Linked DNA regions of Mus musculus: region 2 is linked to region 1. Evidence: chromatin loops called from intact Hi-C (ENCODE). Cell type or tissue: gastrocnemius. All regions are shown on one strand. Each heading gives the region's core, and the rest is flanking DNA. Links, peaks and the distances in the headings are about the cores only. Region 1 holds the start of Cd5 (CD5 antigen). Region 2 overlaps Cd6 (CD6 antigen).

Region 1 (16,352 bases), core at 4,155-12,154:
TCAATGAATCTAATTTGGGCTATTTACAGGAACATGGGCACCTTACCAATGACTACAGCATTGAACAAAATGTCTCTCTGCCCCCACAACCATGAACTGTTTATATTTTCTCAAGGAGGGGTAAGATCTCATGAGTCTTCCTCCCTTGGTTAAAGAATACTGACGGGCCTCATCTGCACAGATAACTGCAGATCCTGAGAGTTCAAGAGCGCAGAGGCTTTGTCATTCCTGGTCCTTGGGCTTTATTGTCTGCACCAGTCCATCCTCTGCCTTTCCCACAAGGCCCGAGCACCCTCTTACCTGTGGGCTCCGGCACGGTGGTGGGTGGGGTGGTTGTGGGTGGAGGTGTCGTTCTCTGGGGCTCTGCAGTGAAACACACAGACAAGGGTGGGAAGTGGGGAGCAAAGGGAAGGAGGAGGGGAGCTGGTGGCAGTGTGAAGACACAGGGCTCATGACCTTAATGTCCCTTGTCAGTAAGCTGACTTGACCTCCATTCCCATTCTGCTTCTCAACTCCCTAGGAGGTGGCAGTGCCACACATCATAGACAGGAAAATGGAGGCTCAAAGAACAGCAAAGTTGGCATTTGGCAGAACCAGGTCTTCAATCTTGGCAGATGGATGGAGCCAAGATTGAAATAAGCCTTTGGCTTATTCCTGCCAGCCAGTTCTCTTACCTGTCTGTGGTCAGGGCTCTGTAACTGTGAAGCCCCTTTCTACCCACTTACCCTCCCAGGTCTCAGCCCAGTGTGTCACACATTATCACCCACCTAGGCAGATCAGGCTCAGCGGAAGGCACTGGTCTTGTGAACTTGTGTTGTTGCAGTTGGATATAGACCACGGAGATCCTTGGCAGAAGACCTGGTTCTGGGGTCTGTTCAATGAAGGGAAAGGACCAAGGGCCAAGGGGTCACCACATCTCAGCTGTTTGCACACTGCAGAGGCCTGCTGGGCATTTTTCGAATGGTCCTGGCTCAGCCTCCAACTGGAACTGCACACTGTTTTCCACTTGTTTTCCATCTGGATCTCCACTTGACCCTGACACTTGGAATTGGAGCCACTTAGCATCACCTGGATATCTGAGCATCAAAAGAGGTGGTGGGAGGCATCAGGTGATGGAGGGGGAGCTCAGCTCTCACTTCCCCTCCTGACCTTCCCTCCCTCCCCCTTTAGGGCATGGTTGGAGCTTCCTAGGAACTCAGGCAGGTCGCTGTGTTGGCCCTATGCTGTGTATGCTCAGGTTTTTGAGTTAGAGGGAACCATGGGACTGTGGACAAGATGTCCTGCGCCTTCTGTCCAACAAAATCCCCCCCCCCCCAACCTTGGAAGTTCTGTCTCAATAGGCCTGAGGCCTGATATCTATCTGGTGTCTCTGTGTATACATGCAGATGTGTGTGCATGTGTGCACATGTGTGTCAGAGGTCAGTTTTGAGTGTCATTCCTCAGGAGCTCGATGTCCATCTTCTTTTTAGAGACATGGTCTTTCACTAGGACTTGGACATACCAATTCAGTTAGGCCTGCTGGGCAGGAAGCTCTGCACATCTATTCCTATCCAGCATAGGATTACAAGTGCGCCATCGTGTCCTGCCTTTTTGTTTTGTTTTTCAAGACAGGGTCTCTCTGGGTAGTCCTCGTTGTCCAGAAATTCACTCTGTAGATCAGACTGGCCTTGAACTCACAGAGATCTGCCTGTCTCTGCCTCTTGAGCGATAGGATTAAGGGTGTGCACCACTGCTGCCACTAGGTCTTTTTTTTTTTTTTAATGTGGGCTCTGAGAATTGAACTCGGGTCCTCGTGCACCAGCTCTTTACTGGACTGTGCCTTCTCCCTGGCTCTTTCTCCCAGGACCTCTTTGTCTTAAATCACCTGTATTAGCTGGGTGTGGTGTTCATGTCTGCAGTCCCAGGACTTGGCAGTGGAGGAAGGAGAACTAGTTCAAGGCCATCCTCAGCATCACAGTGAGTGTGAGGACAGCCTGGGGTACAGAAGACCCTGTCTCAATGAAACAAAACATTGAAAACGGTACGGAGGCACGCCTCTCATACGGTAAGATACACTCATTGTCAGGGTTCTGTGGAAGCTGATGAGCATGCACAAGCTCATGGCTAGTGTGTGATCTCGATACAGAGCCTGTCTGTCATCTAGACACATCGTGCTCGCTCCTCAATGGCCAGTTCATTTCCCTGGCTCCAGCCTCAGGGAAGGACTGCCCTGCCCTCTACCATGAAGGACTAGTTCCTGCTCTTGTACATGGTCACATGATTGAATTAAATCACAGATGGCCATTTGCTGTGGCCTCTTGCCCTCTGTGTATATTTGTGGTTTATGTGTGTTCCTTGGTAGATCAGTAGTTTGTGTCTTTTTTTTTTTTTTAATTTCTGTGGAATAACATTTCATTGTGTGAATTTTCTCCATTTCTTTTCTATGCATCATCATGTGGGTTGTTTTGGGGGTTTGCCGGCCATGTATCAAAATGATTATAAATTTACATGTGCAGGCTGGCACGTAGGCTCCTATTTCCATTTCTCTTGAGTAAACACCTTAAAGAGAAATTTCTAGGTTATAAGGCAGGCTCCTGGTTTTGTGAGTTTATGAAGCTTGATGATGGGGGGAAAGACTGTATTATATATAGAAATGCCCCCTTGGGACCCATAGGAAATGCTTCTAGGACCTCTTGTGGTTACTAGAACTCACAGATGCTTAGGTTCCTCACATAAATGGTCTAGGACCAGGCAAGGTGGCACATGCCTGTCATCTCAGCACCGAGGTAAAACTTGGTGAGTTTGAGGCCAGTGTGGACCACGCAGCTGTCAAACAAACAAGCAAGCAAGCTAACCACCCCCTGCTCCCAAGTGGGAAGGGGCTGGAGATATATGTAGCTCAGTAGTAGAGCTTGGTTTTACATACTCGGGGCCGTGAGTTCCATCCCCAACACTGCAACAACAAACAAGATGGCAAAGTGTCTGCACCTGACCTACATACATCCTCTGTATGCTGTCATCTCTAAGGTATTTAGAATTCTAATACATTGCAAAACTGTGTAAATGATTGTGTTTCTGTACTGTTGGGGTAACATTGACACGAAAGGCAGTTGTATGAGTCCAAGCCTGACTGTTCATGTAGTTTGTGTGTGTTGTTCCTCAGGCACCGTCTATATTTTTGAGGCAGTGTTTTCTAGTGGTCTGAAGCTGACTAGTGAGTCCCAGGGGCCTGCCTGCCTTTATGCCCATGGTGTCTGGGTTTTCTTTTTGCGTTCTGGAACCACATTCACGTCCTCTTGCTTGCAAGGCTAGCATTCTACACACTGAGCCATCTCATTTTTGATCCTGCCTCATTTTTGTTCTTCACTTATTTGAAGCCACAGATAGTGTGTTCCCTCTCTTTCTGTTTTTCTGTATATCTCTGCGTCTTTGTGTCTCTGTCCCTGTGTCTCTCTGACTCTGGCTGTCCATCAGTTCGTCTCTCTCTGTCTCATTCTATCTCTCTATCTCTGTCTCTGTCTCTCTCTTTGTGTGTGTGTGTGTGTATGTACACAAAGAGATTCTGGGAGGATATATAACACAGTCATTACCTGGGGTGTTGGGTGAGAGGCAGGAAGGACAGGTGAGGAGCAGAGACAGGAGTGAATTTAGCAGCTGATCTTGTCATAGGAAACTTTGAGCTGAGCAGATTTATTGCTCACTCAAGCAACACATTTAAAAACGAAAAGGCTTCTCGGACTTGTCTTTGGCTTAGAGCCACTGGCCAGGCTGCCTTTCTTTTCCTTCCTGCTCTTGGGGATGTGTGAAGCACAGAGAGCAGGGCTGTGGCTGACCAAGGTCACCAGCTAGCTGGATGGAGAGGACCGGTTTCACATCTAATCACTGTAGATACTTCATGTGCTCCTGGCTTGGTAAGCACCTCATGGAGTCCTCCAGAGAAAGATATTTTCTTCTCTTCTGTAGGTGGGCAGGTGAGGCTCAGGCAGGAAGTGACTTACTAGAACCTGAGGCTGGGATGTCATCTAAGGGCCCACGGTCTGACCCGGGGCCTATTAACGCCCCTGATGCTATATGGTGGTTTTACAAGGCTCTCATCTCTCTTCAGATAAATTCAGCACAGTGTTATCCAGGTTAAAGTGGAGATGGGACAATGAATGTGGAGACGGTCAACTTAAATGATGTTTAGGTCTGGGAATGTAGCTCAATAGTAGAGTACCTGTCCAGCACGCAAAAGGCCCTGGGAGTCACCCCCGGCATGGAGAACTAAATCAACAGGCTTCTGTACTGCGGGAGTCTCGGAGCCTTCACTAAGCCAGTGTACATTGTTAGTGTCCAGTAGGAGATGCTGTGTGGCCCAACCGCTTGAGAAATGGTGGCTTCTAAGATTGAGGTATAGACGCTCTGCTCTTTGCAATCTGACACAACCTTTCTCACGGCCTATCTGCAAGTGTCCATGACGGAGGACCAGAGAGGAAACAAGGCTTCGTGAGGTGCATTTGTGGGTGGGTCTGTTTCCTGCCCACAGAGTAGGGTGGGGGGCATGCTAGCTAGCACTCGTGTAGTGATTATGAAGGGTGCTGCCTATACATGCACTGGCATGGCTGATGTGTGTTTGCAAGAGGCGGAGTTCACATTGACGGAGGAGGCAGGTTTTTAGCAAATCCTCATGTAGCCTACGAAGCCTTCCTTGATCCTGTTCTTTCTTACCTAGGCCACCCCTTCCAGACTGTCCGAGGCAGAAAGCCGCTGTGGAAAAGGGAGAAGTAGATCAGAATGGGACGCTCCTTTTCCCGCTCCCCTGCCCGACTGCCTCCCCACCCCACTGTCTGTCACGGAGATTCAGGGCAGGGATTTTCATGCTGTAGCTTAGGACCCAACGTGGTTATGAAATCAATTTAGTGGGCCGCAGCTGTCAATTCACTCTCTCTTTAAAATTTGTTTTCTCAATGGATACACAATTGGAATTGATTTTTCTTTAGTGCACGATTCTGTGAATGTTAACACACACCACATGCATGACCTCCATTGCAATCAAGATATACACTAGCTTCATTGCCCACAGGGACTCCTCACTCTGTCTGTCCCTGTATAGCAATGCAAGCATTCTTGTTAAGACGAAAATGGAGCAGAATAAAGGACAGTGAATCACACTGGCACGGGGAGGGTGTGAACTGTTTGGAGGGGCAGTGCCAATGAGTGGCTGGCTCAGTCAGGAACGTGTTTGTCTTGCAAGCATGAGGATGTTCGTTCTGCCCCACAGCTCATGTGTAAATATCAGACATTGTGCATGTGCTGTATCCCTAATCCTAATTCTGGTAGGGAGAGATAGGCAGATTCCTGGGGACCCTGGCAAGCCAGCTTGGCCTACAAGGCAAGCTCCAGGCTGGTGAGAAGTACTGTCTCAAAAGTAAAGTAAGGGCTCTCAAAAGTAAAGTGAGAATTCATTAAGGACAGGTACTTGTGCCAAGGCTAGTGACCTGACTTCAATCCTTGGGTCCCATATGGCGGAAAGAGTTGTTCTCTGATCCCACACACACATGCTATGGTGTGCCATACACGTAGAAGCACACTTTTGTTTTTAAAAAATAGCAATGTCAGGGCTTAGGAATGTAGCTCAGTTGGCAGAATGCTTGCTTCACATCCACAAGGTCCCAAGTTCTGTCCCCAGTACCACATAAGCCGGATGAGTTGGCGCATTCTTACAATCCTAGTTCTGGGGCAGTGGAGGCAGAAGAATCAGGGGTCAAGGTCATCATGTTAGTTTAAAAAGACAGACAGTGCCGGGCAGTGGTGGCGCACGCCTTTAATCCCAGCACTTGGGAGGCAGAGGCAGGCAGATTTCTGAGTTCAAGGCCAACCTGGTCTACAGAGTGAGTTCCAGGACAACCAGGGCTACACAGAGAAACCCTGTCTTAAAAAAAATAGACAGACAGACAAAGGAAGGAAGAGAGGAGGAAAGAAGGAAGGAAGGAAGGAAGAAAGGAAGGGAGGGAGGGAGGGAGGGAGGGAGGGAGGAAGGAAGGAAGGAAGGAAGGAAGGAAGGAAGGAAGGAAGGAAGGAAGGAAGGAGAGACTGGGTTTGATGATCCCAGACCCCATGTGTAGACACCACACAGAACAGTATTGTGCCTGCTCAGAGAATTTTCTTAGGAAAGACTGAACAATGAACACAAACTGCCATTCTAAAGAGGAAAGTAAGAGAAATGTGTTCGCCATGCAAGCCCAAAGACTTGATTGAGTTCCACCCCAGAACCTACATTATCAAGTCAGATGCCGTGTGCTCATCTGCAATGCCAGCATGCCCAATGCAAGAGTGGCAGAGAGATTTGCTCAGAAGCTCAGGGTCCAGCTTGCCTGGAGTTCACAGTGCAGCAGCAGAAACGAGAGACGTTGCCTCCATACGGTGGGAGGAGAGAACTGATTCCCAAACGTTGTCTTCTGAATTCTTTCACACACACACACACACACACACACACACACACACACACACACACACACACACCAATAATAATACATTACAAAGGAAGGTGATCTGTTGAGAGAGATGCCTGTGCATTCCAGGGTGTGGCTCATCCTGTTTGGTCCTCAGATGAACCGTATTTCCTTTCTCTCCATCACTGTCACTATAACCATCACTGCCGTAACTACCACTATCATCACCGTTGATGCTATCACCATTATTCTCACTACTACTACCTTCATCTGTGTCAGCATGACCATCATCACTGCTGCCATTATCCTCAGTACCATCATCACCGTCACCACCACCACCATCGTTCCTGCTCCCACCACCACCATCCTCAGCCCCACAGTCATCACACCACCGTTGTCCCTGTTGCCACGTCCACCATCACCATGGTCATTGTTCTCACATCACCTCGGTCACTGCCTCGTTCATAGGAGGGCAGCTTCAGTCCTCCATGAGGCTCTGTGGGCTTCCTCTCTCCCTCCTCCTTTGTAGCTGCTGAGCCAAAGGCCCCTTTGCTGGATCCCCCAGGCACTCAGTGGCAGATTCAGCTCACTTCTCACACCTAGGTATAAACATTTCTCTCTCTCTCTCTCTTGCCACCATGCTTGCCCACCACCACCCTCATGTCCATAGCTCTAGTGTCTTATCTGCACATTGATAGAAATCCAACTATACCGCCGCCCTCATCTCTGCTGCCACTGCCATGACCACCACCACCATCACTACTGTCATCCGCATTTTTATTCTTCACTCTTGTGAGAATTCTTAGTTTAAATCTCTAATATTGTCTTGATAGATATTACTGTTCTTTGATAGAAGAAACCGAGATGCGAGTATGTTGCCCATACAACCAGCGGCAAAGCTGTCTGCTGCGCTCTGTGCGACATCAGTTCCTGTGTATTTCCAGCAGTCACGATAAGACAAATATATCATGGGTAGATGTGGCACTGAGTCTATTGTGTGATGCTGGCAACTTGTTCCCACTGTCTGGTCTGTAAAGTGATGAAGTTCAGTTTCATGATCCTTCACCTTTGTCTTGGCCTAAACATGCCTAATCTCCAAGCCATGTTCTTAATGAGTCCTAGTGTCTGGCAGAGGAAGACTAATGGCATCCTGCCTCTTGGCTTGTCTGAGGATACTGTCAGGCTTTCTTTGTCCACCGCCTACCTTCATTCATTTTGTCTCTTCTCACAGGTACCCAGGAACTCCCTCCTAGCCCTGGGCCCTACAGGCTGTGCTCAGCATCTCCCTGTCCTCCTCTGGAGCCACATTTCACCAGTGCCCAGTACTTTCTGAAACTCCCAACCCAGGACTCTGCTTGGAGACCCTGGAAGCTGCAGGACCATGGGGTATGGGAGTGTTAACCATTTCCTCCCCCACGCTGCTGGGATAGCATCTAAGAATTCCAGGGCCGTTTCCTTTCCTACACCATCCTCCAAGCTCCCAAAAGTCATGGCTTGGACTGAGCAAGCCCAGACAAAGATTTCACAAAAGAAGCTCCACTGTCCATAGTGTCTTATCTGCACATTGAAAGAAATCCAATTATTTTGAGACTTCCTTTTATTTTGCTTTTAAAATAAATCCTAATGAAAGTTAAGATGGTTTTAAAAATCAGGGACTCTGGCTGTGGGCTGTGTCGCCGTCAGCAGGGCCTTAGCCAGCAGTCTACATTTGCCAGAGCCAAGGCTCCCGGTGAGCCCTGCCAGGCTTTAGGCACATGAAACGCTCGCATTCCCACCCTGCATGGGACGCAGCACAATTATAAATAGCCTCCCATGACTTCAAGTTGCCATTTTGCACCAGACCTGTTTGCCAGGAATGTTAAGTATTTTTATGGATTTTGGAATGGTTGAAAATGTTCATGATCCAATGCTGTGAATCCCTTTACCAGTAGCCAGGCTGCCGCTGTACACAGGCCTAGGTGCTCTGCAGGACAGAACCTAGCTCAGGGCAGCTGGTGGCAAAGCTAAACTCAGTCCTCTGCCTCCGACCTGCTCAGAGGTCCTGCCTGTCATTTCCAGCCTGGACATGCTAAGTAAAGCCGATTTAGTATCTGGTAGGTACCTGGGGTCGGAGGCAGGGGCTGGGACCTTGGCAACTATAGTTGCTACTGTAATCCCCCTACTTATAAGCCTCTCTCATAAAGGCCTATTTCTTGCCTAACACCTCAGATGAAGATCTTGCTCTATAAAGACCCCCCCATTCATTTCACGTAATGATTTCTTAGCAATCACGTGGCCTCTTTATTCCATAAACGATGGTGCCCTGACAGTTGACGGAGCTCCTCAAACTGCAGCCATCACTTTACATGGGAGGCTGCCAGCTTCGGGAAGGTTTTCTTCCTTCATCTCTCCATTGGCTGACGTGGAAGGTTCCAGAAACCCCAACTGTTTTTCCCTTTTCTTCCTCACTCCCTTTATTTTTTCTTTTCATCCATCTGTCCGTCCTTTCTTCCTTTCTTGTGACAGGGTTTTATGTAGCCCAGGCTAGCCTAGAAGGCACCATGTGAGAGGATGACCTTGAATCTCTTTGGTCTTCTTCATCTCTCAGGTGTTGCGATTACAGGTGCACAGACCTTCACACATTGCAAAGCTCGGTGCTTCGGCCTGTTCTTTCCGGCACAGGCCTGTAGAAACTGGCCGTGTTTGCCTCCACTTTCAGGTGGGAGAACCAACGTTCAGAGGGGATAATGACTTGGTCATGGTGACAGATGTAGCTGGAGGTAAGCAACATCGTGCCTCATTCCCACCATCTGACAGAGCATGTGGGGTTCCTCTGGGTCCCCCAGGTGTCATTGTGGAAGTGGGCATGTGTTCCTTTCTACAGCACAGTGCTGCCCCCTGAGACGAGGGTGTGAGGAGCATACAGCTCTTTAAAATGAAGCATCCACACTTGGAAAACATCTGGATTCCAGAGCATGTCTGGCTAGCTATCTGGTTGTGGACTCAGTCCTGGAGAGGCTCAGGAAAGCCTTCTGCACTGTGCCATTTTACCCGTTCATAGGAGGGCATCTCCAGTCCCTCAGGAGGCTCTGTGGGCTCCCTCTCACCCCCCTCCTTTGGAGCTGCTGAGCCAAAACAGGCCCCTGTGCTGGATCCCCCAGGCACTGTGGCAGATGCAGCTCACTTCCCACACCTAGGTATAAACATTTTCTCTTTTTTGTCAGACCCATCCTGTATAGAAACAGCATGCCCCCCACCTAGCCCTCCCTTATTTATCACCAACCCACGAGTGACCTTCTAGCACCCACAGACTCACTGTCTTTATCTCTTGTCTAGTTCCCTTCACACCTTGATTGCTGGGTCAGATCCACCAGGGCAGAGACCTTGTCTCTTTGTTCTCTGTGTATCTCCAGCACATAGTAGGCACTCAGTCTGGATGAATCCACAGAAACTACCACCGTTATCCTTTGGAGCACAGCTCTCGGCTTCTGATAGTCTGTTTTGTTTGGTTGATTTTTTGAGATCAGTTACTCACTGTGCAATACAGGCTACCCTGGAACTTATGATTTTTCTATCTCACACTACCTAGTTCTGGGATTACCGTCATGCCCAGCCCATTTTATAGATGAGAAAACCAAGGGCCAGAGAAGTTCTTGTTACTCCGGGTGACTAAGAAGAAATCAAATTAGGTACTCCCACCCTGCGCTGCACACTAACTGCACACACACACACACATGCATGCATACACACAAACACACACACACAAAGAATTGACGCTCTTAGCTCTGTCAGCTCTCCTTGAATTCTTAGACCATCTGACCCCCTTGGTGGAGCCATGCTGAATGAGCATAGAGCCAGTACCTATGGCTTCCAGGATCTGTGGGTCAGTCAGGGTTCCTTTCCTTTGTGCTTAGAGCCAAAGACAACCTCAGCTGTGTATCCTGGGAGAGCAGCTCACAGCCTGCTCTCAGCTAGCACATACCTAGCCTGTCTTGTCCTTATGGCCTTTACCCTGTGGCCTCCTCTACCCAAGTGCCTCTCCCCTCCTTTCACTAGCTGGCTCTTCTTAGCACTTGGGGCTCAGGGTGGCAGAGGGAATGGCAGTCCCTTCAAATGATCCTGTGCCTGCACATCCAGGTCCATATGCCAAGTAGGGCCCTGTGATGTGCTCAGGCCCCCAGACATGTGAGGATTCGGGTGCTGGCTTCCATACTTCCTCTGTCGGGTCTCTGTGAGCGGCGCAGGCCCGTGGGCCAAAATGTCTGCCTTGGCTCTCGATGCTCCTGCCGCTGTAAAGAGCTGAGTAGCACATGCTCAGAACAGATTTGTAGATGAATGAATGAGTGAATGAGTGAGAGTGAATAAGCGAATGGGTGGATGAACAGCCTGGGCAGAAGAAAGGGGGAGAAGATCTATGGTGTGGCGAGCGCTTGGTAAGATCCCATTCTGCCTTGCCTTGCTTCCAGATGACCCTAGTGTCCACTGAGCACTATCTCCACCACATATAGGCTAGGCCTACTGTGAGTTAATTCGTTTCCTTGCCATTTGCTGTTATTCTCCTTACAGTGAAGGAGAGGGAGGATTACCAAACCAGCGCCCGGGGTCACCTAGCCAAAAGTGCCAGAGTGGAACTCAAATTGGTTTTTGGAGTTACTGTGGTGTCTGAGCCACGTCCCCAACCCACTTCAATGATTGAGGCTCAGAAAAATTGTAAGAGGGGACAATGTGGGAACCCTAGCCAGGTTGTAAAGATCTTCATTCCTTAGGTCCTAGAGTATCCACAGCCCTATGCCTTGATGTTTGTGTCTCTGCTGATGAAGGCTTCTCCTATGGTCATGCTCTGACGTGTGAGAATGGCTTTGGGAACCTATTACTCCTACAGAGGTGGTGGGGCTGTGTGAGGGCAGAAATGTAGGCCAGGCTCTCCATGCTGCTCACCACCTGTTCCACCATGCGCTTGCCACTCCTGGGCCTCAGTTTTCACTCACTGTAAAATGGGAAGATGGCTCCACATATTTTCTGTACTATTCAGAAGCTAACAGGAAAAAAAAAAAAAGGATTTAAAAGGATTTCATGAAAATCAGGCCTGGTGGCACAGGCCTGTAATTCCAGCTACCGGAGAGGCTGAGGCAGGAGGATTGCAAGTTGAAGACACTCCTGGGTTATGGAGTAAGTTCAGGCCAGCTGGTCATTTATGGAGACCATGCTTCAAAAAGCTGGGGCCCTGTAGGATGGCTAAGTGGGTAAAGGCATTCTCTGCCAAGACTCATGTGCCAATTTCTATCTCTTGGACTCACAGGGCAGAAGGAGAGAACTGACTCTTGCAAATTGTCCTCTGACCCAATGGCATTCCTGCATAGCACACTTGAGGCTGCTGGGGAGGGCTGGTTGTAGGGTGGGAATAAAGTCTTGGTACACATGCATGTATGCACACACACACACACACACACACACACACACACACACACACACCCAAATGTCTAAAAACAGTTTTGTTTTTTTTTTAAAGTAAAAAGTGGCAGGCTGTAGCTCAGCCATAGCTTGCGTAGCATGTGTGAGGTCCTGGGTTCAATCATAGGACCATAAAAGTAAAATAAAAGTGCGAGCTGTTCCCTACCTACCCACGACTAAGAAACTACTTTCTACCTATAAGACTCTAGCAACATACAGGGACCATGTGCTCCCAGGCCTCCAAATGATAACTCTACTGGGGTGATGGTTCGATTCCATCTCTTCTGGACTCTGGCTTCCATGGAACAGGGGTACCTGCAGTCCTGCCAAGAGCTCACTCCATGCCCAGTGGGGACCATGGGTGGGTCCTGTCTCCTTGTGTGTGGGTCTGAGACTGCAGAGAAGGCCTGGATTGGGGCAGGGGATAAAGGCTTGGCTTCTGAGATTCTCAGGACCAAAGGGACCACATCAATGTCCTAGTAAGGTCCAGGAAGCAAGCCAAGATTTGTCAAGCAGGCATGGTGTACCTCTTACTGTCCAATGCACAAGGGGTGTGTACGTGGGCATCCAAGTCATGCTAACATGAGTGAAGAGGTCATATAGTGTCCAGGAGAGTGCACACACAGTTCTCATAGATACATACATTCAAAACGCACCCCTCCACATCCAGAGTCACACATTCTCACACTCACTCCTAGCTCTTGTAGGTACAGAGTGGGTATCTGAAGCCCCCAACCCTTCTCTGTGAAGTAGAAAGCCATTTCTTCTTTTCCATCCCACCTGGCATCCAGCAGCCTTTACCCCGCCACGTCAGTTTACATCTCTGCTCTGCTCTGTGCACATGCTGTGACCCGGAGGATCTCTTTGGGCCTCCAGGCCTAGCGCCCACAGCATACCTCTGGCTAGTCAAGAATCGCTTACTTTCCTGATGTCACTGATGGCCCACCAGCAGGGTCTCAGGTTTGGAGCAAGGCTCATGAGTTGGGGACTCCTTTAGAACTGACATAGGGCTGCTGTTTGAGCTTGGCATCTCTCTGTTCTTCCGCATCCTTATAAATGGACCATTCTGCCGCAGCCTACTCTGCCCGGAGCATCCTCAATATCAGGTTTGTGCCTCCCTGGAGGTGACCAAATAAAGGCCAGGCATTTCTAGGTGGCACCCTGGAGAGGGTGGCTGCACAGGTTGGAAACTAAGTGCACACTGACTTCTAACCCAAAGCTGAGAAAGACAGTGGATCAGGCTTGGCAATGCACGCGCAGAGCCCCGCGGAGAATGGGGAGTTGACCTAACCTCTGTGACCCTAAGCCTCCCTGCTATTGCACATGAGCCCAGAGTCAGACCTGGGAAGAACTGAGATCCTCTTACTGCACCCCGGTATGCACAGGTATTCAGCCTGGCAGTACCCAGTACCGGCAGAGACTCACCCAGCGTTCCCAGCAGGTATGTGGCAGCCAGCAGCACTTCGTGGGAGTCCATGGATAATGGCCTTCTGCTGCCTCAGCCTCAGTGAGCTCAGCTGGCCAGCCAGGAGAGGTGTCTGACTCAGTGTCTTACTGTCTTGGAGGGAGGGGGCATAAACAGGGGTGGAAAGGGGAAGCAGGCAGTGTGGGCCTGTGTCACTGCCAACCCTGTTTGAAGTTGAACTGTCAACTTCCTCCCTGTGAAACCACCTGCCCCAATTAGAATGGAGGCCTGAGTCTCTGTCAGCTTCCTGCACGAGGTGCCTGGAACTGCGGTAGTGCCCACTGGCCATTCTCATGGCTGGGCAGAACCAGGTGTCCTTGTGGGATGGGACTGTGGGGCAGAGAGAGGCTGGGAACTCCAGAGAGAGGTCGTTCTACTCTCAGGAGAGCTCACCCGAGGTAAAAGGGCAAGGGCCCGAGACAGGAGCCTTCCCTACAGGATTCTGAGTGGGGTGGGGACTGTGCAGGCGAGCAACTTCAGGTCTTATTGCAGGGTCAATAAGGAAAACCAAGACACAAGCCCTGCTCACTCCTGATGGTGTACGGGGCTGGAAGTCCATAATCTGAGTTGAATCCCTATGGGGATCTAAGCAAAGAAACAAAACAAAACAAGACCTTGCTAGGTAGCCCATGTAAGCCTGGAGTTTGTGGTAATCCTCCTGCTTCAGTCTCACAAATGTTAGAATTACAAGCGGGAGCTGCTGTGCCTAAGAATCCAAGAGTAATATTTTACCAGCAAGTATGGGGAGGAGAGTGTCTTCATCTGAGTTGAACTTGCAGCACTGTGTGTGTGTGTGTGTGTGTGTGTGTGTGTGAGAGAGAGAGAGAGAGAGAAAGAGAGAGAGAGAGAGAGAGAGAGAGAGAGAGAGAGAGAGAGAGAGAGAGAGAGAGAGAGAGAGAGAGAGATCTCCCTGTTGGTGTGAGATGCCCATTTTGGGTATGATCTCCATGTTAGGTATGAGATAGATATTCATGTTGGGTGTGAGATCTCCATGTTGTATGGTCTCTGGATCTAGATTCGTTCATTCATTCATTCATTCATTCATTCATTCATTCATTCATTCATTCAACATTATCAATGATATGCAAGAACTAGAAATGCAGCTGGCATGGTGATACACACCTTTTAATCCCAGCACTCAGGAGACAGAGGCAAGGTGATCTCTGTGAGTTTGAGGCCAGCCTGGTCTACAAAGTGAGTTCCAGGACAGCCAGGGATGTTACACAGAGAAACTCTTGTCTGGTGGTGGTGATGGGTTGGGTGCTGGGGACAGTCCCTACCTGGTGTGTCTGTTATTTTTTCCTTTGCTGGAACCCAGTGTCTCATGCTTACAAGGCAAACACTCTCAACTGATCTGTATCCCTAGCATCCCTTTGTTTCTTAAGTGCCCATCGGAGCCTATTTCCTCACAGTTTATAGAGAGCTTCACTGTCCATTGACCAGCCAGCCCACGCCCTCGCATATGCATGCATGCACACGCATGTGCACACACGCGCACACACACACACACACACACACACACACACACACACATGCACACACTCACACACACACACACACACACACATGCACACACTCACACACACACACACACACACACACACACACACACACATACACACACACACACACACACATGCACACACAAGGAAACCGACATCTCCTTCCACAGACCTCCAGACTCACTTCTTTATCAAAGGCAATCCAAACCCGGAGCTTTAGATTTATTTCCCCTTCACAGGCCTGAGTGTGATCTACTAGGTGGCTTCACTATGTGTTCCAACCTTCATAGAAGTCTGAATGTATTACCTCAGTTACTGGCTGTGTACCGGAGGGAACCCTAGTGGTGGGGTCCCTGCACTCCAGGTCCGTAGCTCTTCCCCTGCCACCGACTCCCTAGTAACTACCCCACAAAGTTTTCTACCTTGCATCCCCTAGACCTCAGGTCCTGTGCCAGCTGGGGACCCCAGACCCCAGGCGACAGTTTCCTGTCCTATCACCCGCACTTTCCATGACACAAGAGGAAGTCAGCTGAGCTGGCTGGGTTTTCCATGCCGCCGCTTGGTGGAGGCAAAGGTGGGGGAGGGGGGATGAGCCCCCTAGGCCAGTTTCAGAACCTCAACAGCCTCCGAGGGACAGGCTCTGCCCTATTGCCTTGGCGACACCAGGTAACCTCTGGAGAGTTGCCTTACTGGACTTTCTGGTTTGGGTCACTCCTCAGTGATTCCAACACTGGTTCTTTTGGATGGGGGTGGGGAGAAGGTGGCAAAGGAGCCACAAGGAGGTGGGGTGAGGGTGAAGGGGGGAGGGGGATGGGAGCTGAGGAATGTGAGGGCCTGAAGCAGATCAACATTGGTTGGATGACTAAGTGAAATCTATAGGATGGATACCTTCCAAGTGTTTATTTGATGAGTGACTGAGTGACTCAGTCACTGGGATCTTCTGTACTGGCAGCCTTGAGCACGACCAGCTCAGGCTGGCTGTCCATCTTCCCTACCCAGCTTAGGGAGTGCACCCCTGACCTACTGTTGCTCCTTGCCTGGGAGTGGAAGAGCAAGGGAAGACCTCTTGTCTGTTGAAGGGACTGTCCGAGGGAGGGAGGGAGAGGTACTGACCCTCCAATACCTGCTCTTTGAGTGTGGCCATTGCTCTGTGACCTTGAGTGAGTCCCGTGGAGCTGGGGTCCTCAGTTGGTTCCTGTGTAGCATAGGGGAGTTGGATGACCCCAGGGCAGCCCTCCTTCAGATTGTAGAGGGAAGGGTGTGCCCAGGTGCCTTCAGAGGAGGGACTTCCTCTGTTTTGGGACCTAAAGGATTTGGCTCTTGGTGGGAGGACATCAGCTTGAACTCTTGGGGGAAGCAGAGGTCGGAGGTTTCCAGGGCACTTACCCTGTGCACCAGAAGGGCCAGGTGAGATCTCAGCAGGCTCCCGATTGCCTGCCTCCCTTGGAACAGCACCAGCCTCTCATATATGTGGTGAAACTGAGTCACTTAATGAAGTAAATTACCTAAATTCCCCTTGTGTAATGTATTTAAGAAGGCTACCTT
Region 2 (16,352 bases), core at 4,026-12,025, 60 kb after region 1:
GGGAAATATGGCCCGAGGCAGATGGCGAGAAAGCTGCGCTGGCGGCCAGAAGGGATCGGAGCCAGCTGGAGCCACGAGTCAGGGCAGACTCTCAAAGCTCAGTTTCCTTGGATGGTATGTGTGTGAGAGGAGGTTGGGGCTGCCCCCTTGGCCTCTGAGCTGATGGTTTTCTTGCTTCCTCTTCAGCTCTCCATCTAGCCCTGAGGCCGACACCCTAAACTTCTGGGACCCCAGGAATGTGGGATTCAGAGAGGCCAGTTCGGCTGGAGACAGTTCCACACCAAGGATGCTTTTCCCAAGGACACAGTCCCTATCTTCTAGGTGCCTGGACTCCACACGTGCCGAGTGCTCCTGAAATGAAGTTCTAGAACCTACAGCCACTGGACAGGTCTCTAGTGGAAAAGCAATGCCTGTGAGTTTGCTTGGGCTGGCCTTGAACTCACTATATAGTTAAGTATGATCATGAACCTCTCATCCTCCTGCCTCAGGCTCCTGAGTGTTGGGATAACTGGTGTGTTTCCTAAAAGCAAGACTATTTCTTTACAGACTCCGGCATACGTTCAGAGCATGAAACTTGACCCTGATTGCATCCTGTTACTTGACTTGTAAACCTCACTCTGTTTGTGCCTGCCCATCAATGCCTTCTTAGTAAAGGAAAACCCTAGCACCATGGCTGCCTCTCTCAGGCCCCTCTGAGAGGAGGCTGCCCCTGAGTCTTTGTATTTTGTCTTTCAAGAAACACATGTTGGATGCTTTGTAAAATGTCAAAGATCCCATTGAAAATAAATTTATTTTTATTTTATTTTCTACACAATGAGTTTAAGGAAAATCTAGTAAGGGAGCCAGAGGAGCAAGCAGTTCACAGATAAAATCTTGAAGACACATGGGGGGAAATGGGCCAAGGAAGTGCTTTGAATCAATGGCAAAGTCACTCAGGGTCTTCACAGGGTAGGGCCCAGAGCAAGTGTCACGTCTGTCATCCTCCCTAGGGAGCTCCCTACTGCCAGAGCCTTTGCAGCTCCCATTAACAGGGCAACCTGGCTGTGGTGGCTCTGCACTGGCTGTCCCCATCGTGTGTGTGTGTGTGTGTGTGTGTGTGTGTGTGTGTGTGTGTGTATGTGTGTGTGAATGTGTGTACAAGGCTGACCCTAAGCCCCGTGAGAGTTGGCTGAAGGGTCAATAGTCCTGCCCGGTACAGGTCTCCCTGTTGAATGTCTGTGTCTATAACTGGTCCCTCCTGCCGCTTCAAGCTACAGAGAGGTGAAAGGACTGAGGGCCGAGGCAGGAGGCATAGAGCCAAGTTTAGGGGTTAGGATTCTAGCCAGAGGTGGGGCCACAGGTCTGGGAGAGTAAAGGGTGGCCATTGAGGTCATGTCACAAAGGGGGTCACCGTGTTGTGACCAAGGATTAGGGATTAAGGGGCGCTATAGTATGGGTATTTTTGGGTCCTGTTCTCAGAGGCACAGTGGGTACCATACTTGGAGGGCAGAGGAAGGTTAAGGGGAAGGATGGAAACCAGGTGAGGGAGTAGAGGTCAGGGAGGAAGGGAGGAAGGTCAGGGAGGGATAGAGGCTAGGGGAGAGATGAAGGTCAGAGGAAGGATGGAGGTTGGGGAGATGGAATCCAGGGAAATGCTTGTTGCACCCAGTCAGGGAGACTGCAGGCCTGGGTTGGAGCTTAGCCACAGCTCCTTGACCTGAAGCCCAGCTGTCTGGAGGGTGTTTTTATGGCCGTGGAGGAACACGGTGTGCTTGGCTCGCTCTTCTCACTTGTACTGTGTGATACCGCATGTGAAAAGCTGAGGCTGTGGAGAGCACCGCCAGAGACATAGGAGGTATGCTTGGAAGTGGTGACTTTTAGGAGGCAGAACCCTCTCCGTCCTTGGACTTGGGGGTGGCTGGGGTCAAGTGGGCCTAGGTTGGGTGGGAGACATCCACCTGTATCCAGGGTGACTTGGCTGGGTCATCCATAATCCTTACCCAGGAAGACCCACCTCCTGACGGTCCCTGGGACTCCAATCCACTTGGCCCCTCTAGCCAGTCTTCTCACACATCTTGTGTGCCCTGGGTAATAGCAATAACTTATGGGCTTAATCAGGCCCCACAGTCCCACCTAGGTGACCTTGACCTACTTGGAAGACTTTCCTGGGCTTCATAGTTCTCTCGGAAGAAGTGAAAACCCTGCAGGGCAGAGCCAGGACTCTCCAAGGCTGTGGGACACACCTTGCCCCTGATATTCATTCTTTTACCCTGTCCCCCTCCCCTAGCTGCTATTTTGGTCCTTCCTCCACGATGGTGCGGGGTGAGCCTCTTTTCATGTCAGGATGCCAGGCCCCCACCACCCCGTAAACAGCTGAAGGATGTGGTAGGAGACAAACTTTCCACTGAGATGACTTTGAACTGGTCCCTTCACCCAGGGGCTCCCCTGCTCCTCCCAGCTGAGAAGACCCTATCCCATCTTGCCAGGCAAGAGGCTCAAGGTCAATTCTAGAGGGGTCCCTGAGGATCAGCCACATCCCAGTGTCCCTGCCCACCTTGAGGACCCTCATGGGGGTCTTCATGAATCTGCAGACGTGGTAACGTCATGGATGGAGAGTGGAGTTTGTCAGGTGTACCCTGCAAGTTAGCTTTCTGGCTTCTGAGCCTGGCAACCAGCCTGCTAGAGAAGAAGCCTCCTGGGTATATCTATGTTGGTTCTAGCTAGATAGTTTTTCAAATTCCTCCTGGCCTGTCCCATCATCTCCACTCACCCCCATTCCATTTCCCCTGCCCCATGCACTGGGGCTCTTTCAGACATCTCAAGAATGTAAAGGAACTGTAAGGGTTGCATAAAGGCACATGGTTCTGGCCTGGCACACAATAGCAGACACAGATGTCCTTTAGCATAGACCTCACTCAGGAGGCCACTCCGAGTGTCAGCCAGGGCCTGGCCACACCTTGCCAAGCAAATAGAGCTGAGAGAAAGACCAGTTCCCACCCTCAGTTTCTTCTATTGAACAGTAGGGCTGGTGCCTAGCAGTCAAGCTTTTGCTAGCCAAGGACCAGAGAGGGTGAGCACTGGCCTGAGTCTGCACAGGAATTTACAGAACAGCACGGGGAGTAGAATCCAGGCTGTGGAGCAAAAAGCTTTCCCAGTGGTTCAGGACCGGAGGATGCCCTGCCTGCAGCAGCTGCGGCTCCTCCCCTAGGAATCCCCCTAGCAGTTGTGGGGAGTCTTGACTGGGAGGTACCGCATCACAGGCAACCACATCCTGGGACGGTTGCCCCAGGAAAGACTGTGACTGATACAGCAGGGACAGAGGGGAGAGCAGGTCCAACTCCCAGCTGCCAGCTCCTGGGGGAAGGCTGGACTCTGCTGGCAGGGTCGGGCGAAGGCTGGAGTCAGGCTCGAAGTCGACTGGTATGGACACAATCTTGACCAGGCAGTATGGCAGGAAGGCCCTTGAGCAGCCAAGGGATGCAGACAGCCAGCTCCTGTGGGAGAGCCAGTCTGGCTCACTGGCCTGAGAACAGTGGGTGGCTCCCATCTGCAGCCCATCCTTTGGGAGAGCCTGGGTCTCCTTTCCCTGCATTGGCCAGAGTGCTGGACCACAGTGGATGGCAGCCCTGACAGTTCTGCCCAAATGGATCAGAGCTGCCTCTACTTTACCCACCGCTAGCCTGGATCCCTGGCACAGTGCATGCAACTAGGCTCCTACCAACGGTGTCAAGGGAAGGTGGCTGCTCTCAAGCCACTTCCCCCTTGAGAGTATTTTATGGGGGCACTGGAGCACTAGGGACATCTCCTAAGGTGGTGGGGGTTAGGGGAAATGAAGCACACCCAGGTCCCCAGCCAACCTCAGGATGCCATCTCTTATTCATTGGGGAACAACTTTAAGATGTGTGTGTGTCCAGATGTCCCTCAGGATTGAACATGGGTAGCCAGAGTTCAGATATACTTGTGCATGGTGTCACATTCCTTATTCTTACTGGATCCTCCAGAACATTCCATGATAAGAACTTGGGCTCCTCTACCCCTGAGGAAACGTACGTTGTCACATGTGTGCACGTATGTACACACACACAAACACATACAGCACCGAGTTTAAAGAATTGTCAAGACACGCCTAGTTTTCACTCAGTAATCGTTTAATCTCTGGAACTCAGGACAGGCCACTGTAGCCTGGCTGGGACCCTCCAGTTCTCTGACGCTGTGGGGAGGACCTGTTTAAGGTCTTGGCTGCAATAACCACACTCTCCCAAAGTGTTCCTGTCAACCCAAGGGGACCTGTGGGGACTCGGAGCTTTTGGTGCCCTCTAGCCCTCCAGAACAGGTCCCTGCATTCTTGTCCCAATGGGGCTGTGGATCCCCTGACTCAGGCAGGGCAGGGATGCTCTTATAAAGCCCAAGGAATTAGAATAATTGTCTAGGGATAGAGAAAGGAGTCCAGCTAGTGCCTGTGGTGGACTCAGAGACCTCTGGAAGCAAGCATGTATTCGCCATGGTTACTCTTAGGTGACAGTGCCCAGGGAGGCCATGCCCGTGCTAAAGCGGCTGCTACTCTGATTGATTGAGGCCCCAGGTTGTATTGAGACATCGCTGACTTCCTGGGTGATAATGGCAGCCCCTGGCCCAGGGCCTGTATTTCAGCAGTGGGTGGGCTACTCAGCCCCTTCAGCAGCTTCCTGAGGCTTAGGATCAAAGTGCCAGACACGGAGTGAGATAAGGCCTCAGGGTCACCCAGCATGACCCTTCACCACTCCCAAGAAGTGGCCAGACCCTGTTTGTTCAACCCAGGACTCAGCTCTCACACCACTGGCTTTGTCTTCTGTTCCGGGCTCCTGCAGGTTAATCAATGGGTGGAGGATGAGGGGCTGGGAGAATGCCCACCCTTCCACCTCTGCTAGGGGCTAGAACAAGAGAGCAGAGGGAGGGGCCACCCAGGAGCCTCGGGGACCCAGGCTAGGCTGCACCGATGTCATCGTAATCCTCCTCATCATCATCAATGGAGTCTGTTTGGGGGCCAGGGGGTCCTGTGGGGGACAAGAGAATCAGGTCAGTAGGGGACACAGTGGCTACCCCTGCCATGAGAAAGTGAGAGTGAGCCGGCCTGTGTCCATCCCCTACCCCAGTTCCTGAGGCACCATCTGAAACCATCTTATCCTTTTGTTTACTGCTGCCTCCAGCCAGAGCCTTGTCTAGTACAGAGCTGAGGTTCCCAGGCTGGTGCTCGTGGCCAACGAGCAGTTTCTGCTTGAATGCCTCCACTGACAGTAAGCTCACTTCCTCTCACAGAAACTTCCGAATATTTCTCCATCCTACCCACATCCTCTATGGCCCACCCCCGACCCCAGCTACCTGGACATTCAAACTGTTCTGCTGGAGGATGCTGGGGTGGTGGCTGGAAGTTCTGGTACCACTCTCCGGATGAGGTGCTGGAGCTGTCATCGGCTGAGGGCCCTGCGGAAGACCCGAGCTAGTTATTCTCTGCCAGGAGCCCGGCTGCACATGAGCTCCCAGAGCCAGAAGCCCTGAAGACTCAGGAGAGCCAAGTCTGAAGCTGGACAAATGAGGAAATGAAGGCCCAGAGAGGGAAGGAGACTTGTCCAAGGTCACACAGCCAGCCAGCAGCTCAGGGTTTGGCTCTATGTCTTTTCTGGGCAGGTTGGACACAGGGTTGGGAGCATGGAAGGACACACAGTTACCTGAAAACACTGCCGGAGAGCCAGCCAGTTCCAAGTTGGGGGGCTGCTCTGTGAGGGGACTCTTCTCAGAATAAAACGCCTGGGAATTCCATGGAGGTGGCTTGCTGCTGGGATCATTGCAGTAGCCCTCCTCAGAGGAGGTGCTGGAATCACTGTTGTTCCTCACGTGGTACTGAGAGCCCCGAGAGGGGACATCTGCCACACAGGGTCTGGGGTCAGCCGCTGGGATGTGGGAAACATGCAGCTCTTCAAGTCCTGGGCCAGGAAAAGGGAAGGAAGTATGGAAGCAAGAGAGCTCTAAGTTAGGCTCCCAGCAGAACTTAATACCTATGGGAATGTTTAGGTCCGAGACACTAGTTGAGGGAAGTTGCTGCTGATGCATCCTGAGGTGAGCTTAGCTACTGAGTTTGGAGGCAAGGTCAGCACCCTGCCTCTCTTCTCCAAGACCTGCCCGCTCTGGACTCACCTTCCTCCAAGGGTGGCATCTGAAACCTGTTCTGCTGAGCTTCCTCCTCTGTGACCCGGTGTCGCTGGGAATCTGTAGGAAGCAGAGTAAGGTAAAGGGATACATGTCTGTCTCCTGTACCAGGGGCCTGGAGGAGGGACTACCCTGACTTGGACAAGGGTCAACTCTCATCTATATTTTCATCTCGAGTCTAGGGTGTCTCAGGTCTACCGTGAACCAATGTGGAGACACTGGTGGTTTCTGGCTAGAAACCTACTGTCCCGTGCCACAGATGCTCCGTATAAGAGTGTTACCAACTCTGGGCTTGCCTTCATGTCCTGGTTGCTCCAGAAATGGGCTGGCATTTGCCCTGGGAGGCACTGCTTTAGGGCTAAGGAGAAACCACCTGGCCCAGAATATTGCATCCTGTGTAGTTTTAAGGCTCAGGATCAGGCTTAAGTTGAGTGTTAAGAATGTGGGTCAGCTCTTTGAAGCCTAACAGTGATTTTGCGTTTCAATGTCATTGCATTTGGGACACAACATTGCACCTTATACACGCGGGATCAGATGCCCCACAGTATCTGAGTGGTTGCCAAACACCAAGCATATCACAGAGTCTCCAAGTCAGCAGGGGGGTGGAGATATAGACTACCGCCTAGCGTCCATCTTCCCCTGTCTAATCCTCAAATACCTGGGAGGAGTCTCCCTGTCCCACCCTTCTTACAGCTAGTAGGCTTGTGTGCTGCGTGGAGGGATGGAAGTGAAGGATGTCCTTGTCCTGCTATGTGGTTATGGCAATGACTCTGCATCATGTAAAGACAATGTCCTAGGAGCTCACAGCTGCATCAAAGGAACCTGGGGTCCCCACAACTTTCAGGACCCTGGTATTTGGAGGGTTTCTGATACACATGGTGGAACTCTGGTCCTAGCTTGATGGCACAGTAGGTGTAAGTGGGGTTCAGGGGCATCCTCCAGGTAGATCCACAGAGGCACAGGACTCTGACCTAGTCTGTCCTTCCAACATTGCCAGGACCCTGATGCAAGTGCCATCTTCCCTGATCCTGTTCCCAGCAGGTAGTGGGAGAACCAGACAAACTGACTAGGAGGTGTGAGCTGGCACAGCAGTGGCGGGGACTGTGCAGGCCAGAGTGAAGCGTGGTTTGGTGATGATGGGTGTGAATGGATTTGCCTGAATCGTGTCTCACCTGGACCCTTGGCATTTGCAGAGTCTCAAGCATCTAGGCCTGGTGATGGTTCTGAGACCTTACCCGACCGACAACAGCACAGGAGACACTCCCATGAATAGTCAGGTCTCCAGGGTCAAAGGGCACATTGAAAGTTTTACTTTAGGACCATTCAGAATCAATACAGAGGAGCGTCAAGGAAGTCGTGTGAAAGCCCTGTGGGCACCAGCAGATGCCCTCCTACATGTAGGTCCCAAACCTCTGAGGCCAGCCCAGCACTCACTGTAGAAGGTGGTCAGGGCCACAGGTGGCTGGGAGCTGAAGTCATAGTGCTCATAGTCGGAGTCAGAACTGGAGTCCGAGTCTGCAGGGACCCGGGGCTGGATGAACAGCATAGGAGCTGGGAAGAGAAGAGAGGGTTGGGGGCCAGGGTACAGCCCCAAGATGGGCATAAGGTTTGAGGGCCCAGTAGCAGGGACAAGGACAGAGTAGCAAGTGACCAATTTTGTTTCAAAAATGCAATGACATTGAACTTAAAACTCTTTAAAGGCAAATTATGTGTCCTAAAGGGTGAGTGACTCTGTGTGTGTGTGTGTGTGTGTGTGTGTGTGTGTGTGTGTGTGTGTAGAGACTAGTCCCAGGAGATAGTGTATCCCTGGCTGGCCTGGCCTTCTCTATGCCAATAGGGCTGGCCTTGAATGCACTGAAATCTGAGCCCTAGGATTAAAGCCACGTGCCACTGGCCACCATGCTCTGCACCACATAGGTTCTCTTGCTGGGACCTGGAGCTTGCTGACTAGGCTAGACTGGCTGGCTAGCAAGGCCTGAGCGTCTGCTCATCTCAGCTCCCCCCCCTGGTTCCCCCCTGCCCCCCCCACTAGGCTTACAGCCTCGTGCCACCATGCCCGGCTTCTGCATGGACGCTGGGGATTGATTCATGTCCTTACCTTTGCAAGGCCAGCACTTTAACTAACTGAGGGAGCTATCTCTCTAGTCCTAATTCTTTTACTCAGAGAAAATGAAAAAAAAATTATTTCTTTTAAAGAAAAAATAGGGTCTCAGGTAGCTCATATTAGCTTCAAACTCAAGGTGACCCTGATCTGCTGATCCTCCTTGCCTCCACCTCCAAAGTTCTGGTATTACAGGAGTGCAGCATCATGTCTGGGCTATATGGTGCTGAGCATTGAACCACAAGGCCTGTGTGTTTTAAGCACTTTACCAACATAGCCACACACCCAGCCCTGGTTCTGGGAGGACAGTGATGGACTCTGTTGGTCATCTGGTTGGGAAGTGTCTTGAGAAGTGACATCACAAGTCTACTAGCCAGTGAGCAAAGCCAACCTTTCTTCTGAGAGCCAACATCTCAAACCATTGGCTTGCGTTTGCCCAGAACTCAAAAGCCCAGAGTTGGTACAAGATTGAGTTAGAAGGTCACTTGTCTGCTAAGCCAAAGGCTATGAACTCAAAGCAACACAGTTTGTGCACAGTCTGGCCTGGGCTCCTCTCCTGTTGCTGCCACTTCAGCCTCAGCAGTGATGACCCTCCAGAGTCTACCCTCCCTGTCTTCCCCCTGCCTTCCCCATGGGTGACATCCTACCTTCTTTGGCAATGGTGATAGGGACAGGATGGTAGTTATTGATCCCTGCTTGGTTGGCAGTAGACAGTTGCTGGTGGTTCACTGAAGCAGGGAGGGCTGGGGGGAGGGAGGCAGAGAGTCTATGCATCACTTTCATTGTGTCTGTCTCCCAGTCTTTCAAGTTCCAGGTTCAAGGACGCATCTGCTTCACCCATACCCAACACAAACACAGAGTCTGCTTCTCCTAAGAGGCCTCTGCAAGCAGGCTCCACTACTGGGCATGCTGGGAAAATCTTTCCCACCATCAAGAGGTTTGGTTTTCCCTAGGCCTGAGCTGGGTAGTCTTGCAGGACCACGTCTCTTCTACACTTCACCTACTGGGGCATGCCTGTGCCTCATAACTGCAGTTTCCTGTGCAGTAGCTCTGGAAACGTCACACCTACCGTATTGTCCTTTGGCTCTCAAGAGAAGAATAACTATGAAGATGGTGGAGACGAGGAGGAGAATTCCCAGGACAATACAGAGAATGAGAAGTGTCAGCCCTTGTGAGTCCTTATCCTTCACGCTCACCGGCACAGAAGATTCTGGAAACAGAAAGTCCAATTCAGGCAGAAAAAGAAACAGATGCGGGCTCCCTTCACACCTTTCCTTGACTTTCTACCCATGAACTGATCCACTTTCCTTCTCACGATTGTCCTCCTCCCTTCTTTTATTCAAATCTTTCTATCTTGGCTTTTAAGTGCCTCATATATGATAAGTGCTCCGTAAGTGTGTATTAAATAAGCAATTGACTAAAAGCATTTACTGCCAGAAAATTTCCTCTGGCTCCTAGCCCACAGCTTGTTCTATTCCCCGCACCCCCAAATCCTCCACCCCACACCCCCACCTTCAGCACCAGTTTTTGTTCAGTAGACAATTATTTAGTGCCACTGTGTTTCAGGTATTATATCCTAGGGTTACAACATGATGACATTATCACAGGCCTGGAGGCTCTGCCAAGTGGGAAGATGTCAAGCTGGGCCACATGCATTGGCTGTCTGTGTCTACTTCCCCAGGGAAAATACAGCACTCAGTCCTCATTTTCTTCCCCTTTCTAACTGCTGACAGGGTGGTCTGGGCTAGGAAGGGAAGGGAGATTTGGTAGCCAGAGCAGTGTGAGTGTTTGCTGAGGTGTGGGGGCTTTGGGGAAAACCCTGAGGCTAAGTGAAGTGTTAATGCTGGGCCCACACACATGGCCCCTAGAGGCTGCATCTTTCTTTGCACTTTGGAGTAGGTATGACTCCAAAAGGGGCCATGGGAGCTGCAGGTCTTGCCAGCCTCAGTCCATAGCCTGGGCAGCTCCCAGCATTCACCCCTGTCGATCTATCTCTTTATCCACAGCCAGGGTCTCTGGCAGGACTCTGGTCCTTCAGTCTCTCCTCCAAGCCCTGTCCTGGACATATTGAGGGCCTGAGGCAGGATGTGAGCGATTTAGGCAGTGGGGAAGGGAACCCAGCCAGTGCTTAGCTTCCATATGGCTCTTATAGCTCAGACCCATTCTAAGTGATAGAAAACTACTTGATGAAATGACTTCACAACAGTTTCCCTAGAAAGATACCTTGATCTCCATCCCCCAAACTCAAGGAACCTGAAGCTCAGAGACATGATGACTCACAGCTAGCACACACAGCTGGGACATAAGCCCCAGGAGCCAGCCCTGCTGCTGGCCAAGCTACACAGATCTGGAAATAGAGTTAATGTTTGTAGCTCTGGCCTACAGGGCTGCTATCTCTAACCTCTGAACCCCAGCTTGCTCCTGGGTATCAGACTGTAGAGAGGCTTGGCTCAGTTGATTCGGGAGGCAGAAACGCTTGAGAAATAATGCAGGAAGGCAGTAGACCCCAGGTTCTAAACCTTGTTCACACTGACTGGTGCTCTTGGTACCCCATCACCTGGCCAGCCCAGGAGTGTTGCACCCAAGTGGTCCCAAAGCATTTGGGACCTTTCTGGATCAAGGAGGGGTGGTGTGTGTGTGTGTGTGTGTGTGTGTGTGTGTGTGTTGCTCACATAGGTCCTATATGGCAGGATGTCCCCCCGAGGGACTAGTTCATTCACAGGATTGGGGGGGAGTCCTAGAAAAAAGCCATCAGTTTGTCCCCAGGCAGACAGCCAGGATTGTATGAACACACATGAACACCTGCAGTGCCGGGGAAAAGCTACACTCACCTATCGTGACTGGAACTCTGGAAGGCACTTCAGAAGTAGACAGATTGAGATGTCTCTGGGAGCCTGTTGGAAAGTACCACACATTCACTTAGTGAGCTTACTGAGTTCCTACTGCGTACCTAGAAACTGAATAAGACAGACGCGTGCCTTAGAACCCTGGAGTATTCCTGTTGTGGGGAAAAGGGTACAGAAGCTGCCCAGGCCACCTGCCATGAGGGGATCCCCTGTGGCAAGCTGGCCAGGCAATGCTTCAGTTAGAATGGGGGTGGGATTCCTTCTTCCTTTGTAAGCTGCTACAGACCCTCTGTCCTTTCTCCACTCAACTTTCTTTTTTTTTTTAATATTAATTGCTGAGCCATCTTGCCAGCCCTCCACTCAACTTTCAGTTTGCTGTTTGGGACCTCAGGAGCCAGGGAGCTTTGTCCTCATTAGCATAATCCACACCCCCTTCTAATTGCTTCTTAGGGTTTGGAGCCTACACGGGTCCATTAGCTGTAGCATCTCCAGCTACCTGGTAAAGCATCCTTTATTCTGAAGCCACAGGAGTTGAGGAACTGTCCCAGTCCTGGCTGGTAAACGGGAGCTGGAGCTCAGAGTCAGGGGTCTGCACTCCACAGAGAGGCCAACACTGTGTTCCCACGGGTGGGAACCTTAGCTTCATACTATAACGCCTCTGCAGTTGGAACCATGGCCTTACTAGATATGACAGCATGTCAAGAGTCTGGACAATATTTATTTTTAGTTTCTTTCACCACACCAAACATATCAGAATTCTAGGTGTTTCTTTCCTCCTTCCCTCCCGTCCTCCTTTCTTTTCTTCCTTGAGGTGTTGAGGTTTGAACCCAGGGCTTCATGCAAATTAGGCAAGTGGTTTACCACTGAGCTACAATTCCAGACTGCATTCATTTGTCTTTATGGTCTATAAGACACTAATGCTGTGACTTGCCACTGTAGTCTTAGAGTTGGTGAAGGACAGTAGAAGCCCAGTGGGCATAAGGCTAAACTGAGACAAGCTACAGAGAGCTTGGCAGTGCTTGACATGTGATTTTATAGCTCCAGATGTTGTCTTGATTGTTATTACCATCTGTGTTTCCCAACCTGATTTTTCCCGAAATCACCACCTACTGAACCATTTCCAATAAACATAATAATGACTTCCTTGATAAATACTTAACCCATGAATTTGGGTCTGAGCTGACCATACTGCAGAAAAAAACAAAACCATCCTAATTAATGTCTGCCTGTGCATGGTAAGTGCAATGGTCTTTCTTGGGCCAGTATATGCCAGCTGTCGGCAGAGACAAAATTTGTGGACTAAATCTAGTGGTGGAGGGGCTGGGGAAGGAATACCTGAGCAGACAACCCTGGCTGCCCGCGACTGGCTGCACAGGTTGGAGTTGTTGAACCGCCAGGAACAGGTGCTGAGGGCGGGCTCCTGTCCTTTGCAGGAGTAGTACATTCTACCGTCCAGGGAGTGTGGCAGCCCCCTGGGCCGAGCCACTGCTGATCCGCAACCCAAGGACCGACAGAGCACTTTGGCCTCAGATGGGTACCACTCGCTGTCACACACCGTGCTCCAGACACCCCGGAAGTACACTTCCACTTGCCCTTCGCAGGAGTCAATGCCTCCAGTCAGGCGCCAGGACTGGTGCTCTGTGGGCAGGTGATGAAGTCAAGCTAAATGCTTTGGGCCCAAAACCCTGCCGACCTAGAGCATCAATGCAGAGAAGAACCCAGATAGCCCTACATGTTTTCTCTCTTGCATCTGTGACCCCTTTGTCCACCCCAACTGCTACGGCCCTCTCTAGACCCTGGCTGCTCAAAGCATGGGCTGTGGACAGGAAGAAGCAGCTGCATGGGGGTGGGGGTGGGGGTGGGGGGAATGGTTACGATCACTTTATTAACACCCGTCATTTTTGTGGATATACACAAGAAGCACAGGCCAAACAGAACCCCTGGTAAACATATCCTGCCCTCCAGGCTCACTGACCTGAGCACACCACTCCTGCGTCCTCCTTGTGACCACAGTACTGGTCTCCTGGCCGTCCCGGGCAGTCCCACAGGTAAGCCTCAGTCCCAGAGCAGTTCACCTGATCGCGGTGGATGGGTCCTTGGCCTGGGGTGAAGTGCAAGCCGGCCAGCGCCTTCACTGCCCAGCCGCACTTCAGTTGCTTACACACTACGTGTGCATCCTGCAGGTCCCACGTGTCGTCGCACACGGTACCCCATTCACCATGCTCCAGCATCTCCACTCGGCCAGCACAGCGGCTGCTACCATCCACTAACCGCACTGCTTGGTTCTCTGGAGGTGGGAGGGTTTTAGATTGTTAGTGGTGGGCACAGGAAGAGTGGGGCATTGGACTCCGTGGGAATGGCTGCAATCTGGAGGGTTTTGGAGTCCCTTCTAAACTGAGAACCCAGTCGGTGGGCGTGGTTTTGAGATAATGTGGGAGGAACTTGAAACGCAGGAGGAAGGACTAAAGACCACGTAGGTGTGGCCTTGAGTGAAGGTCTTGGCCACCAAGCCTTAGCCAAAGGCAGCCTCAGAATGCGGGGAAAGGCTGGGCATACAGGTCCCAATCAGAAAGGAGACAGAGAATACACCGAAGACTGGGTTAGGATAGAGGACTAAAGGGGACTAAGTGGATGCTCTGGATATCTAGCAGGGGAGGAGTCTGCAGGCCACATTCAGAGCGACACTCAAATCTGAAAATGACATAATTTGATGTGGGCAACCATGTGGAGCTCTTAAGTTTGCATGACTTGGGAGGCTGGGGGTGGGGGTGGGGTGTAAGCCTGGAGACCAAGGTTTGGCTGCAATGTTTAAACCTGAGGTTGTAGGGCAGATATGTAGGCAGGCATTTGTACCTGCACAGGTGACCCACACCAGCCGCCTGTCGCTGCTACACTCCTGGTCCTGCACCTTGCAGAACTGCCAATTGGCTCCCCTGCATCTCTCAGTTGGTGCCCGCGCCCACGTCGTATTCCCGGCGCTGCTTGTGTTCCCAGAAGTGGCTCCTGGTGGAAGCTCAGAGGTGGGTGGCATCAGGTAGGTAACCTTTCCCGAATCACCACAGTTCAGCGCTTTGCACACAGCCTCCGTAGCAGCCCTGTTCCAGTGTGCCGCACACACAGGCTCCCAGGACTCCAGTAGAACCTTCACAGATCCGCTGCAGCGACTGCTCCCGTTCACCAGGCGAATCCCCAGCCGCTCCTCTGGAAGGGTCAAGAGCGAGCTGGGACTTCATCAGATCTTTGTTCTTTCACCAGGGTAGGACGATCCCTCTACCCTGTTTCATGACCTTATACAACACCCCTCCCAACTCCGGGCCTCAGGCCTTCCCACCTGTAGGGTACCACTGGGTTGCCTCATGAGAGGACAGGAGAACTTCAAGGCCTGACCCTAGCATTCAATTGAGAGAAGAGGTGCGGCTCAAGAATGGCTATGGAGCTTAGGGAGGCTTGGACCAGAAGCAGGGTCTCACAATCCCCTCTCTGGTGCCCCTGTCTCCACTGGAACGTTTTGTAACAGAAAAGCAAGGTTCTGGCTCAAGTCCCTTCCCTGGTTCCTCGGCTGCACTAAAGTTACTATCCTAGAGGGTATGACAGTGACAAGACCTGCAGTTGTAGTGGTTGGGGGTGACCTCCCTATAGGAACCTTTCTTAGGAATGACCTGTCCGATCCTGCTCCCTAGTATGTACCCCACTTCTCTGTCACAGCTGTGCACAGAGTAGGGCCCTCAATAAACACATGGAGAGCAAATGAAAGAATGGGCTGGCAGTGCTCATTACCCCACCACAAACTCTAGCTTCCTCTGCACAAACCTCTTAAGTATCTTGGGTATACATGAGGCTCTCAAATAGAGAGGAGCCTGCATCCCTGGACCAGGAGGAAGAAGTGATCTCGAGAGTCAGAGGACTTCTTTGGCATCTGAAATTCCACTGTCCTTGTTATCCAAGACCCAGTCTACTTGGTCCCAGAAAGTTGACTGTAGTGACTGGAATGTGGTTTGCTTACCTAGGTCCAAGGTCATGTTCGGGATGGTGCCATTTTTGTGCTGGCCAGAGGGGGCTGGAGATGGGAGACCTGAAATGAACCAGCGGCAGCCAGGGTAAGCAAGGGAGCTACAGCCTGGGAGGCCACAGAATGCTCTAGTGACAGGGGCCTGCCGAGGCTTGTGGGGAAATGGGATCCTCAGCCTTGGTTCCTTTGCCCCCCTCAGGATGGAAGAATTTCTCAAACTGTGTGGGAACTGCTGAGCTACAAAGTGCTTTCAGACACCGAGAAACTAGTTTTCTCTTAGGACCTGTTCCAGTCTTTGCATACTGTAATCCATTTACTCTCAGCAGCATAGTGCAGCATATTGTTAGTAGTCCCACCTTACAGATCAGAAAGGGAAACCCGGGTGATAAAAATCCATTGCTCATGCCACATAGGATGCGTCTGTCCCTTCAGAGCCATTACTGTCCACTCTGTCTGAGGCTGACCTCAGCATCTGCCTAGGGCTTTAGATTTCTGTGGGATCCAGGCTATGGGAGCTACAACAGAGCTGGAGGGAGGAAGGATAGAAGTGTCTCGCCCTCCCCAATCGTGGCTCCCTCCCTGTGAGATCCCTTGAGCAGACAGTCCCTCATCTGAATGCCGTAGCTTCTCTCAAAGTATAAGCCTCTCTGGGTCTCCCTGATTACTCTCCTGTCTAGGGTCCAGGGAAACCCCAGGGCACCACCCTTTTAGACACAGCCCTCCTTCTCTAGGTGTCTCCATGAGCCTGACAGAAAGAATTCAGGTCTTTAGTTGCAAGTCTTCACCAACTCCATCCTTTGCTGCCCAGCTTGATCTAGATGGGGCAATGACTCAGAATTCAAAGCACAAACTGCACAGTGACTGTCACACTCAGAGCGAGAATTCAGATGTGCACGAGTGAAGATTGCATAATTTTGCAGAATTCTGGTTCCCACAGCAACGAGCCCTGTGCTCCAGTGTGGCTTTCGATATTTCTGCATACGCAGGGGGAAGGAGCAGAGGGGAGGGTTGGGTTGGTGGCCAGGGTGGGGAGCTGTGTTAGCATGTGGTCGAGACTGTATCTATCTGGCCATATGTCCAAGTGTGTGTGTGTGTGTGTGTGTGTGTGTGGTGTGTGTGTGTGTGTGTGTGTAAAACCATGTTGGGGTTTTTGGGGTTCAGCTCACTTTAGTATCATCTCTTTCTCTTGGTATGGACAATCACTTTCTTGTGTGTAGAGGTGCATATTATTTTA

What was found. Hi-C counts contacts between places; a loop is a spot of excess contacts. Peaks named below come from ENCODE experiments on the same cell type or tissue, not always from the same donor. Only the 100,000 strongest peaks of a DNase experiment are listed, where the experiment ranks them.
Region 2: it touches region 1 in a loop (8-fold over the local background); 4 of 42 quality-filtered maps call a loop at or near these places.

What each region holds. Positions count from the first base shown.
Region 1 is chr19:10,725,530-10,741,881 of GRCm38, forward strand. It overlaps Cd5 (CD5 antigen), which reads right to left and starts at 13,445. Exons shown (of 11, transcript NM_007650.3): 1 at 13,266-13,445; 2 at 4,687-4,725; 3 at 768-1,076; 4 at 301-363. The coding sequence starts at 13,317. It overlaps A430093F15Rik (RIKEN cDNA A430093F15 gene), which reads left to right and starts at 15,418. Exons shown (of 4, transcript NR_027805.1): 1 at 15,418-15,473. In gastrocnemius, for the core only: no CTCF peak of the experiment used is centred there; a DNase peak (open chromatin) is centred at 8,143; H3K27ac peaks cover 2,219 bases.
Region 2 is chr19:10,785,232-10,801,583 of GRCm38, forward strand. Cd6 (CD6 antigen) reads right to left here. Exons shown (of 13, transcript NM_009852.3): 2 at 15,113-15,181; 3 at 13,963-14,310; 4 at 13,085-13,396; 5 at 12,445-12,747; 6 at 11,095-11,157; 7 at 9,333-9,473; 8 at 8,911-9,006; 9 at 7,597-7,713; 10 at 6,151-6,222; 11 at 5,685-5,939; 12 at 5,338-5,439; 13 at 4,108-5,012. The coding sequence ends at 4,942. A430093F15Rik (RIKEN cDNA A430093F15 gene) reads left to right here. Exons shown (of 4, transcript NR_027805.1): 3 at 2-114; 4 at 187-812. Among named protein-coding and RNA genes, the nearest start is that of Cd6, 37 kb to the right of the region's middle. In gastrocnemius, for the core only: no CTCF peak of the experiment used is centred there; a DNase peak (open chromatin) is centred at 9,908; H3K27ac peaks cover 1,116 bases.